2 separate regions of the Homo sapiens genome follow, and region 2 is linked to region 1. A link is a contact called in ENCODE Hi-C or POLR2A ChIA-PET data. All regions are on one chromosome and are shown on one strand. The core of a region is the stretch at or near the end of the contact, and the rest is flanking DNA. Distances in the headings are between cores, read along the strand shown.

Region 1 (5,228 bases), core at 1,568-4,067:
TCACCACCACACCCAGGGAACTTTGTTTTATTTTTTGTCGATCAGCCTGTGTTGCCCATGCTGATCTCAAACTTCTGGGCTCAAGCAATCCTCCTGCCTCAGCCTTCCAAAGTGCTGGGATTTAGAGGCGTGAGCCACCATGCCTGGCCCATATTAGGCATTTTAATAAGTGAAGAGAGTAAAATTAAGAATAACTAATGCAACATTATCTGCATCAAAGTGAAATTCTAAAGAATGAAAAGCATCAAATTTCTCCTTGATGTTCCTTAGCTGGGACATTCGATGTTATGAGATAAAATAAATTTCACTGTAGTCTTAGAAGAAAGTTATTAGACTAGTTCTTCTTTTATTCTACCTTTATTAACTTGTTCTGTAAATTTGAGGAGTCAATTAACATTTTCCTGTGTCCATTTAGATATCTAAAAATAACTCATTAGAGGTTTTATTTATTTGCAGTTTCACCAAGAACAATGATAAGGATAATGGGATTTAAAGAAAACTTTGACTTAGCATAATTCAGCAAAACTGTGTTGGTTTATTGAGTGAGACATATAACACATTTGCAGTGCCTATGAATGGACAATGGTGATCCACTAGAATTTTCTGTTCCATTTTGTGATGTCTATAGGGAAGTTGTTGGAGGCTTTAGGGGCCATATCAATAGCACACTGAATAACAGTCTATTTCCTGGTTCCTCTGACCCAGCCAGGGCATTTATTTAATGGTGAAATGAGATGGAAAAAGGAAGAGTATGTACATCATGCATCCTGAAATAGAGGATGGAACAATGTGGAAGTAAAATTATTAGCTAAAATCCCTCTCAGAAAAGGTCTATGCTCCCTGCGGCCAGTCGTGGTTTGGACTAGTTTAAAATACAGCTGGGTAGTCTAAATCATAGACTAAATCCTAGACTAGATATAGTGGAAATGGCCACATGTGCCTATTATCATCTCTCAAACTTGGGATGGGCCAGTGATGTTCTCATAGATACCTTTGGTATCACCAATGCCAATTGAGATGAAGGTCGAGTTTCGGGGCTACTTTGAAAACCACATGAAATTTGGTTTGTAGTACTCTGAGTGACCTAACCCAAAGAACATTCTTGGCATAGAAATTCAAGTTTGAATTGGCATTTTTAAACATGTCGGACTTATTTTACTATCTCTGGCTCATAAAAGAGTAAGTTGGCAGAAAAAAGCAAGTCTTAACTGGATTACTGAGTTGTACATTCATGGTTACAGTTTCCACTGTGACTATTAGAAAATAAATGAAAATGTAAGTATAGAAAATGTAGCCTTTTGCAAGAGGGCATCCTATGGGCTGATTACTTTTAGAAAGGTTTGGGGACCATAGGGTGGGTTTAAATATTAATTGTAACCTATAAAAGGATTTAAAATTGTGAGAACAAAGGTCATTTATGCTGGGGGTTGGGGATTTTACATGTATATGGATTGGCAGAGGGGAAGAAGGTTTCTTTCATAGAGTCACATCCTTGTCCACAGAATTTCTAATTTTAATTCAATGGGAGTGCAAGGAAAACCTAACAGAGTGAGAGGTACAACATCAAGCTAAGATTGCTGAAGAGTTGTTCACATCGGAGGGCTAAATAGCTGGCCCCCGTATCCTGCTCCTCTTAACTTCATTAGGGCCTACAGAATAATGTAGTAAATGGTGGTGTTCACATGAAATATAGCCCAGCAACCTGGTGTGACCACAAAGGCAGCCAACTGTGGATGACATGGTACAGAATTAGATCCTCGATCAGGGATACTGTAAGGACACTGAACCAAGTTCTGTGCAGGGCCCAGCCCAGCCAGCAGATGTTAAACAAGACACTTCTAGATGCCTAATTGGCATTGATTAAACACTTGTTAATTGATTGACTTGCTGATTGACACAGTGTCACTGAGAATGCCCAGTTGGATGACAAGGCTTTTGACATTAACTCTATTAATATGTCAGTGGCTTAGGCAAGTCTCAATGTTTTCTTGACACAGGATCCTCCTGTCTACAACACAGAGGATAGTCACTTGCCTACAGCAGTTTTAGGGGAGAAGAGAAGACTGAAAAAAGATGAGATTATTGTTGAAGTCTGAGGCATCCCTCTTCCATCAAAATGTGCCAGCACCAGACAGCTTCCACAGGGAGTCAGAGCTTGACAGCTCAGCTGTCTTCTGAAAGGAGAGACAGACGGCAAATCATGTTCCAGGAGCACGAGGCATAGCCAGGAGCATGAACCCAGCTGAGGAGCAGGGCTGAAGGACTGGCAGAAGCTAAGGAGCACTGAGCAGACAAGCAGGATCAAACCTCAAGGATTATCTGCCTCTACAACCTTCCCCCAAACCCTGCTACATCCTACTAGAGCAGTGGCTCTGAAGCTTCGGTGTACGTAAGGAGCACTTGGGATACGTATTTAATCTACAGATTGCCATATCCTACCCCAGAGACTCTGAACCAGTAGGTTTCTTGGAGCCTGGGAATCTTCACATTAGCAAGTGCTCCAGGTCTAGGACCACACTAGGAGAAGCATTGACCTAAAGGGAACCCATTGAGCTTTGTACTTCTTAATGTCAATGACAAACAATAGTAAATGACAAAAAGATGCCAGTGGGTCTCATATCCAAACAGTTCTAATTTTGGATTTCTCAGTGTCTTGAGGACCAATGACATTCAGAAACACTTCCCAAGTATCCATCATGTGAAATGCATTGAACCAAGCAGTGCAAAATATACAAAGATAAGAACAGTCATGTGCATAAATAACTACAAAACCAGGCTGACTTTGATAGACTCATCAAGTGCTTAGGCCAGGAAACTTACAGAAGGGAAGGAGTAGTTCTAAATGCTGGGATCTGGAAAAGTACTTTGGAATTGGTGCCATCTGAGGTGAAGCTGGAAGGAAGGTAGGACTTCAATTTGGGATGAAGAAAGACACCACTGGCAGAGGGAATGGTTTAAACAAAGGTTTGGAAGCCTGAGAATCCAGAGTGCTGGCCTGTGTCTGGCCTGTGGAGTGTGTCAGAGGGCAGACTGAAAGCAGAGTAAAGGGAAAAGTAGAAGGGTCATTTTAGGGGCTTTGAACGATATGATGAAGTTTGATTTTGTTCCAAAGGCAATGTGTGTAGGATTTTGAGCAGAAGAATAACTGAAGAGGATTTTTTTAATTAAACAGATAATATCTAATGTTTAAACTAAACATTATTATTCTAAATAGCTAATGTATTTATAAGGCACAGCATTTTAAAGGAACAAGATGGTACATAATGTAAATTTTCTCTCTCTTACATCTGCGTCTCCCAGTCACCTATTTTGGAAGCAACTAATGTTACCAGTTTCTTTTGTATGGAAAGGACTGTTTTGGAAAATAGCTAATGGCCAAATATTGGTTGGGCTGGAATGAGGAAGAGGGGATTCATGACAGAGACACCAGTTTGGTGATCTTTTCAGAAGTCTAGGTGATGAAATGAAGGCTGGAAATAGAGTACTCTCAACGCATGTAGAAGGGGGATTCTGAAAAGACATTTCATAATCCTCTGCTCCCCATGTCCAGTCAACTTACAAATGACAAAGGGGAAGTCAAGGATAGTTGAAATTTTGACTTGAGAGTTGAGGAAAGGTAAGGAGGGGAACTCAGTTTGGGACCAGGATATGGGGAGGCTGTGCAGGAAAGATGAGTTCTGTTTTGGAAATGTTTGCCTATGATATAGGACATAGATGTGGAAATGACAAATATCCTGTTGGAAGGGCAGGCACGTAGCTTGTTAGAAATATTACTGAGGAGTTATGAGCAAAGAGGTGGTAGTTAAAGTTGTAGGATTCTATGAGCTCAGTAAAGAACACAGCAGATAAAGGGGCTGAGTACTGAAAAATTCTTATATCAAGGAGGAAGTAGAAGTGGGGCCAACAGAGACTAAGGAGAAATGTTCAGCGAGTGAGTATGCTTGTTATTGAATTCTGATGAAGAAAGTATTTCAAAGGGAGAGAGGTCAGGGGATTTTAGATCAATGCTGCCATCATGGTAATAGGAATGTAATGCACTAAGAGGAAGAGCTGAGAAGAAACCATTGAGCCACCTGGAGATGAGTAGCTCATGGGTGGGGTTTAAAGGGTAGTTTCCGGAGAAAATAATGCAAGGGAAATAGTAAAGGAAGGCCAGAGCATGGGGGTGTCTGGTGTAGACCTGTTTCAAGGAATCTAGTGTGAATGGAGGCAGAGAGAATAGATGCTGGAAAGAGAAATGAGGTAAAGAACTTTCCCCATTAAGTACAGAGGAAAAGGTTGAAAAGAAAAGGGTGGAGGTAGGGAGATGTTTGATGGAACAAGATCCTGGAAAAGACTGAAAGGGATGAATAAAGGCAAAGTTAACAATGAAGGGAAGAAAACCGGAGAAGTTCACACCTAATCTCCTTGGCCATCTCTGCAAAGTAGCCAAGATTACCTCTGTGTTCCATGAGTTTCTGTTTGGAGATTTGCAAAAAAATACAGAAAGCAATTTGATAGGATATTGACTTGGGAGGGAAGAAAGAATTTTCAAGAGTCACTGACGTTCCAGCTGAGGTTGCACTAAAGAAGCTACTCATCTGAGTAGCTTCCATTAGCTTCCAGATCTTTCTTTAATTTCTCCCCCACAACCACAGTCTCAAAAGAACTGTGCTTAACATTAAGAGTTTGACCTCTTTGGACAATCTGGGAAATGTATTCAAGAACTATCGTGTTCTTTCTGTGGCCCATAAAAAGAAGCAAAGGAAAGAATGTAGAATGCCTTCCAGACAGGTTTCTGGAAATCAATGATTGGTCTGTTATTTAGGTATGTATGCAGTGATATTTGGAAAGAGAACTTAAATATCTCTAGCATACTAGGCTGATCAGTTTATTAGCATCCTGTGAAAACTACCAAAAAGATATCTGCAAGTAATTTACTGGGGCAGGATCAGAGATGAGCGGAACCAGTCTGTCTCCCTGTGACTGAGACCACCGCTAGTGATTCTCCAAGTACAGAGGGGCATACCATCCTCCTTCTCTTCTCTTCCCCCTCTTTTATTTTCTCTCATTCATCTGGATTGACCCCCAAAATATGAAGGAAAGGCAAAGGAGCAGCTCCCTGCCAAATTAAAAGAGGTTATAATGGGGACATGTCCATGGTGAAGAACTATGTGCATCCGAGAGGGTTATGAAGACCTGCAAACATACTCATGATTTTGTCCCCAGTCTTCATTGTGCAATATATT
Region 2 (5,414 bases), core at 1,434-3,933, 250 kb before region 1:
ATTACTGCAGTGCCAGGGTTCCACCCCAGTTCTGAAAGAAGATCTGTGGTGGGGAATATGCTATCAAACAGTGTCACATGCTACAGAGGAATCTTTGGTGAAAGGAAGAGTCAATGTGGCAAACTTCATTGTTGCCTTATTTTAATAGCCACAGCCACCTCAACCTTCAGCAACCATCACCCTGATTCAGTCAGCAGCCATCAACATCAAGGCGAGACCCTCTACCACCAAAAAGATTACAACTTACTGAAAGCTCAAATGATCATTAGCATTTTCTAACAATAGTTTTTAAATAAGATATATACATTGTCTTTTTAGAAATAATGCTATTTTGCACACTTAATAGACTGTGGTATAGTGTATACATAACTTTTATATGCACTGGGAAACAAAAAAATTCCTGCAACTTGCTTTATTGCAGTGGTCTGGAATCAAACCTGCAATACCTCAGTGGTATACCTGTATTACTAACAGTTTTGTCTAATCAACTGAATTTCGTTGATGAATTATTTCATTCAACATTTTTTGAGCCATGTATTGAACCAGTCACTGAAACTAACATTATAATGACGAAAGGCAGACAATACCTTAAGGAATAATAAATTGTAGAGTGTACCAGAAGGGTTACATGATAAGTAGTAACAAAAGCAATCTAAGAAAAGGGGATAGGAAGTATATATAATGTGGGATGGTTTGTGCTTTTAGATAGGATAATGAACGATGGTCTCATTGAGGTTACATTTGCACAAAGATTGGAAAGGGATGAAGAAGCCACCTAAGAGAAGGAATTCCAAGCACAGTGAACAGAAACCTCAAAGATACTGAGGGTTGGAGCATATCTGGTATAGCGGAGAAATAGTAATATAAAGTCTAGTGTGGCAGGAGAAATGTGAACAAAGAGAAAAGTAAATGGGAAAAAGACAGATCATGTGGGATCTCACAAGCCCTTTTTAAGAACTCTGGCTTTAAACTCTGGGTGATGGCTGGGCAGGGTGGTCCACGTGTGTAATCCCAGCACTTCTGGAGGTCAAGTGCGGAAGATCACTTGAAACCAGGGGTTCAAGCCTAGCCTGGGCAACATAGCAAGACCTTGTCTCTACAAAAAATCAAAAAAAATAAAAAATTAGCCAAGCACAGTTGTACACACCTGTAATCTCAGCTACTCAGGAAGCTGAGGCGGGAGGATTACTTGAGCCCAGAAGTTTGAGGCTGCAGTAAGCTAAGACTGCACCACTGCACTCCAGCCTGGGTGGCAGCAAGATGCTGTCTCTAAAAACAAACAACAACAACAAAAACTCTGGGTAACAGTCACTGAGTTCCACAGTACAAAAAGATGGGAGACAGAATGACACAGATTAGTTCAATGTCATTAATCAAATAGCCATTACAGAAGCGCTGAAAAACAAAGAAGCATCAGTCTCTAAAAGAATCCAAGTCAGGAGACTTTGTTTCCATGCCTATTTATTGGCTGCTTAGTCTTAGATACATTCTTGTCATCTCTGATTCATGGTTTCTTCACTTTTAAGATGGGGATAACAATAACAGCCCTGCTTTAACATAGGTTAAATGTTTTGAGAATTATAAAACACTATACAGTCAGCCGTCCATATCCACGAGTTCTGCATCTGTGGATTCAAGAACCAGGGATCAAAAATACAGTGTTTGTGGGATGCGGAACCTCAGCTGTGGAGGACCAACTTTTAGGTCCACTGAATGATCTAAGTATCCATGGATTGTGGTATCTGTTGTAGGTCCTGGAACCAATCCACTGAGGGATAAATGTATTATGTTAGTTGTTTTCTTCTTTTTATTTTACTCTACAGTTTATAACCTCTTCTAAAGTGATCTAAATGATCCTGAAACCTTGCATACAAATTAAGGTTTTAATAAATTTAATCATGTTTGTAGAATGTTAAGGAAGTTCTATATTGGTAGTACATTTTTATTTTTAATGAAAGAATCTTTTTGAAATAATATTTTCAATAAACTTTATTAGACACCAAGTCTGCCCCATGAACTATTTTTATATACACTTTAGCGTATATGTAAAAATCACTACCCTTAAGGGGCTTAGTTTGCTGAGGGGCACAGACACAAACAGATAATTTAAAAATATTATGGCTTCCATTCCAGCACAAGATTTCAAATTCCTGCTTCCCTCCCTCCATCTCAACCCTATAGATTACACAAAAGCAAAAAGCAGTCTAATAAATGAAAAACCTTGGGGACACTAAAAGCAATGGCTTCTAGAGTGTTAAGGAAATGGCAACCAAGAGATGGAGCAGGCCAAATGCTACCAAATGGAAAAGACCTAGTTGTGACCTTTTCCAGTCCTTACATTGCTCTGGGCAGAGAATTTCTACCCTACAGGATGCAATGAGACAGAAAAGCTCTGCTACCACTCCAGTGCCATCTGAAGAGTACAGGAGATTATTATATCAGGAAAGCACCAGAGCACAAACAGTTTGGGAAATGGTAACAAGTTTAGGTGACCTGCAAGGCCCCTGTGTGTTCTGTTCTCACCGGCACTGCATAAATACAATAAGGATAGCAGGTCCTGGAGAAGATCATGCCTCTAAGCAGGTCAACAGGAAGTTCCTTTTTGGCACCAACTGTCGAACTGCATCACCCCGAATCAGCCCACACACTCCCACCTCTACTCCATGAAATTACACAAAGACACATGTTAAAGCCTAGTCTTTCACCCTGCTCCCCAGGCAAATATTACTAGCTCATAACTTGGAACTTCTAAGAAAAATATAACCAGACACTTGGAGAGTATGAGCACAATGAAAGAAAGGCAACAAATGAACAATCAATACCATAAGAAAAAAGACTAAAGAGACCACAAATTTAAAACAAACATAATATTCACCAATTGAAGATATGTATAGATTTTTTAAACTGCTGAAATAAAAAATCCGATGGGTTAACTAGCAAATTGAATATAGGGCAAGAATATACTAGTGAGCAACAAGTTCAGGTCAAGCAATTCTACAAAGCATTAAAAAAGGAATAAGGAAGTAGAAAATATAAACACTTCTCAAAAGCTATGAGACATGGTTAAAATATTTAAATGTCAATATCTAATAAGATTCTCAGAAAGGGAAATAAATAAATATCTCTAGAAATGATTAAGAATTTGCCAGAATTAGAGACTGAGAAACTCAGATAAAAACAGGATGTGTAACTCAAAGAATCCAAACATGATGTAGGAAAAAAGAGAAGTAAGATGAAAACTGTGAAACCTTATACTAAAAAGAAGAAAGGAGATTTCCAAGTCAATTTATAGTCAAACAATAGAAAAAATAAATCCCAAACTAAAATTTTACAAAAACTGACAAAATCTTTACAAAAAGCCTGATTAAGATTAAAAAAAAAAAAGAGAGAGAGAAACATAAACACTAACGAAATTGTTAAAGGAGAAATAACCAAACACATAAGCAATGGTAAGAATATTACTTTATTTCTTATGGCAATAACTAAAAAGGAACAGGTAATTTCCTAGCAAAATACAAATTACCAAAATTAATACAAGAAAAAATGAAAAGCTTAAAAAGGCTAGTTTAGAAGAAAATGGAAAAGAGAGAAAAGTTCTCCCATTTTAAATGGCATCTGGATTAGACAAATTCAAAGTTAAATTTTTATCTAAACTTCAAATAACAGTTAATTCTAGTGTTAGATCACTGCAGGCCAAAGGGAAAATGAAATAGAAAGTAACCCCAAATCATTTCATAAAGCTAACATACCCTTAATATCAAAACATGATAAACCTCATACAAATGTGACATGATTATAGGTACAAAAATTATAAATAAAATGCTAGCAAACAGAATCTACCAATATGTCAAAGGAATAACATACTATTGAAAAGAATACTGCAGTTTATTACGAGAATGCAAATGTGAGTCTGTATTTATTCTCTCAATAAATATTTGGGAGGCTGTGAAGAAAATAGCTAACAGAGCATTATTCATAACAGTCAAAAAGTGGAAACAACCCAAACAAATGTCCATCAACCAATCAATGGATAAACAAAATGTGTTATGTATATTCATACAGTGGAATACTATTCAGCCATAAAAAGGAAGTAGTGACACATACTATGACATGAATGAACATTTAAAAAACTAAGCAAAGTGTAAGAAGTCAGTCACAAAAGACCACATATTACATGATTCCATTCATATGAAATGTCCACAACTAGGAAATCTACTAAGATAGATAGTAGATTAATGTTTGTTTAGGACTGGAGAAGTGGGGGCTATAGGAGAATGAGGGGTGATCGTTAAAGATAGAGTTTCTTTCTGAGGTAGTAAGAATATTCCAAAATTGACTGTGGTAATGTACATATATTTCTGTGAATATACTAAAAATCACTGAATTTTACACTTTTAAAGGGTGAATTGCATGGCATGTGATTATATTTCAATAAAGCTGTTTTTTAAAAAGAGCAAAAGAAAAGACTTTACATAGCATTCCTGAGACTGCCATCCTTACAGTGGTCTGCTTGCAGGGCTGACCTTTGGGAGTTCAAGATTTGGGGAGGCTTTCTACCACACTGATAAGAGTGGGTCACTGCACCTAAACTGCACAAACAAAATGTTTATCCTGAACACCTGTTTTCCTTCTGGAAATCTGGAATTTTGGTACGTCCCAGGCAGAGGATGCATAGTGACCACCCCACAATAAAATGTTAAGCACTGAGTCTCTAATGAGCTTCCTGGTACACAACATTTTACACGTCATCACAAAATCTATTGCTGGAGAAATCAGTGTGCCCTGTGTGACTCCACTGGCAGAGGACAATTGGAAGTTTGTGCCTGGTTTCCTCCTGACTTCACCTCCGGCTCCTTCTCTGTTTGCTGATCCTGCTTTATATCCTTTCACTGTAATAAATCACAGCAATGCATACAACTATATGCTGAGCCCTGTGAGTCCTGCTAGAGAATCAACAAATCTGTCAGGTGGGAGGGATCTTGGGGACCTCCAACCCAGAGGCATTATAGTACAGTACTTGAAAGCTGCTTCGTTTCTATCAGACTGGCAAAAATATTAAAATACTGTTGGTGAGGATAAAAGGGAAGAGGTACCTTCTTTCACTGCTAATAATGTAATCATACTATTATACCCTCTGGCAATATTAGATCAACATGGCAACAACTATTAAAAATTAAAACACACTTCAACCTCCGAAACCCAATACTGAGAATCTATACTCCAGAAATAAAAGTACATTTTTATTGAGATATATTAGGTTCTACCAGTAAATAATGAAGGAAATAAAGTAAATATCCATCAGTAGGAACATAATTGCTACAGGGTGTTCGCTGTGAATTCCTATAATTTTATGTTACCTCTGCATCCACTTTGAACATAAGTTGGACTTTCTGATTCCAGAAGCAGTACTCAGT

What was found. A loop is a pair of places that touch in the nucleus more often than their neighbours do. ChIA-PET counts read pairs that join two places held with the same protein, here RNA polymerase II (POLR2A). Pooled maps may share reads with other maps.
Region 2: a map of mammary epithelial cell shows a loop between it and region 1 (11-fold over the local background). The contact joins the enhancer-like site here to the promoter of SYNPO2-AS1 in region 1. A Hi-C loop is called at or near these places in 2 of 168 maps with a recorded cell type or tissue (IMR-90 and mammary epithelial cell) and 2 of 50 pooled maps. POLR2A ChIA-PET finds 5 or more read pairs at or near these places in 1 of 52 experiments (OCI-LY7).

Annotation. Positions count from the first base shown.
Region 1 is chr4:118,982,308-118,987,535 of GRCh38, reverse strand. It overlaps SYNPO2-AS1 (SYNPO2 antisense RNA 1), which reads left to right and starts at 2,817. Exons shown (of 3, transcript XR_939120.3): 1 at 2,817-2,903. The region is part of intron 1 of SYNPO2 (synaptopodin 2); the gene reads right to left.
Region 2 is chr4:119,231,145-119,236,558 of GRCh38, reverse strand. USP53 (ubiquitin specific peptidase 53) reads right to left here. Exons shown (of 19, transcript NM_001371395.1): 4 at 1,148-1,269. Among named protein-coding and RNA genes, the nearest start is that of USP53, 21 kb to the right of the region's middle. Within about 2 kb of position 2,683, at least 2 of the 41 ENCODE cell types and tissues checked have a DNase peak (open chromatin) inside an H3K27ac peak, as active enhancers do; they include OCI-LY7, where a contact is called at or near this core.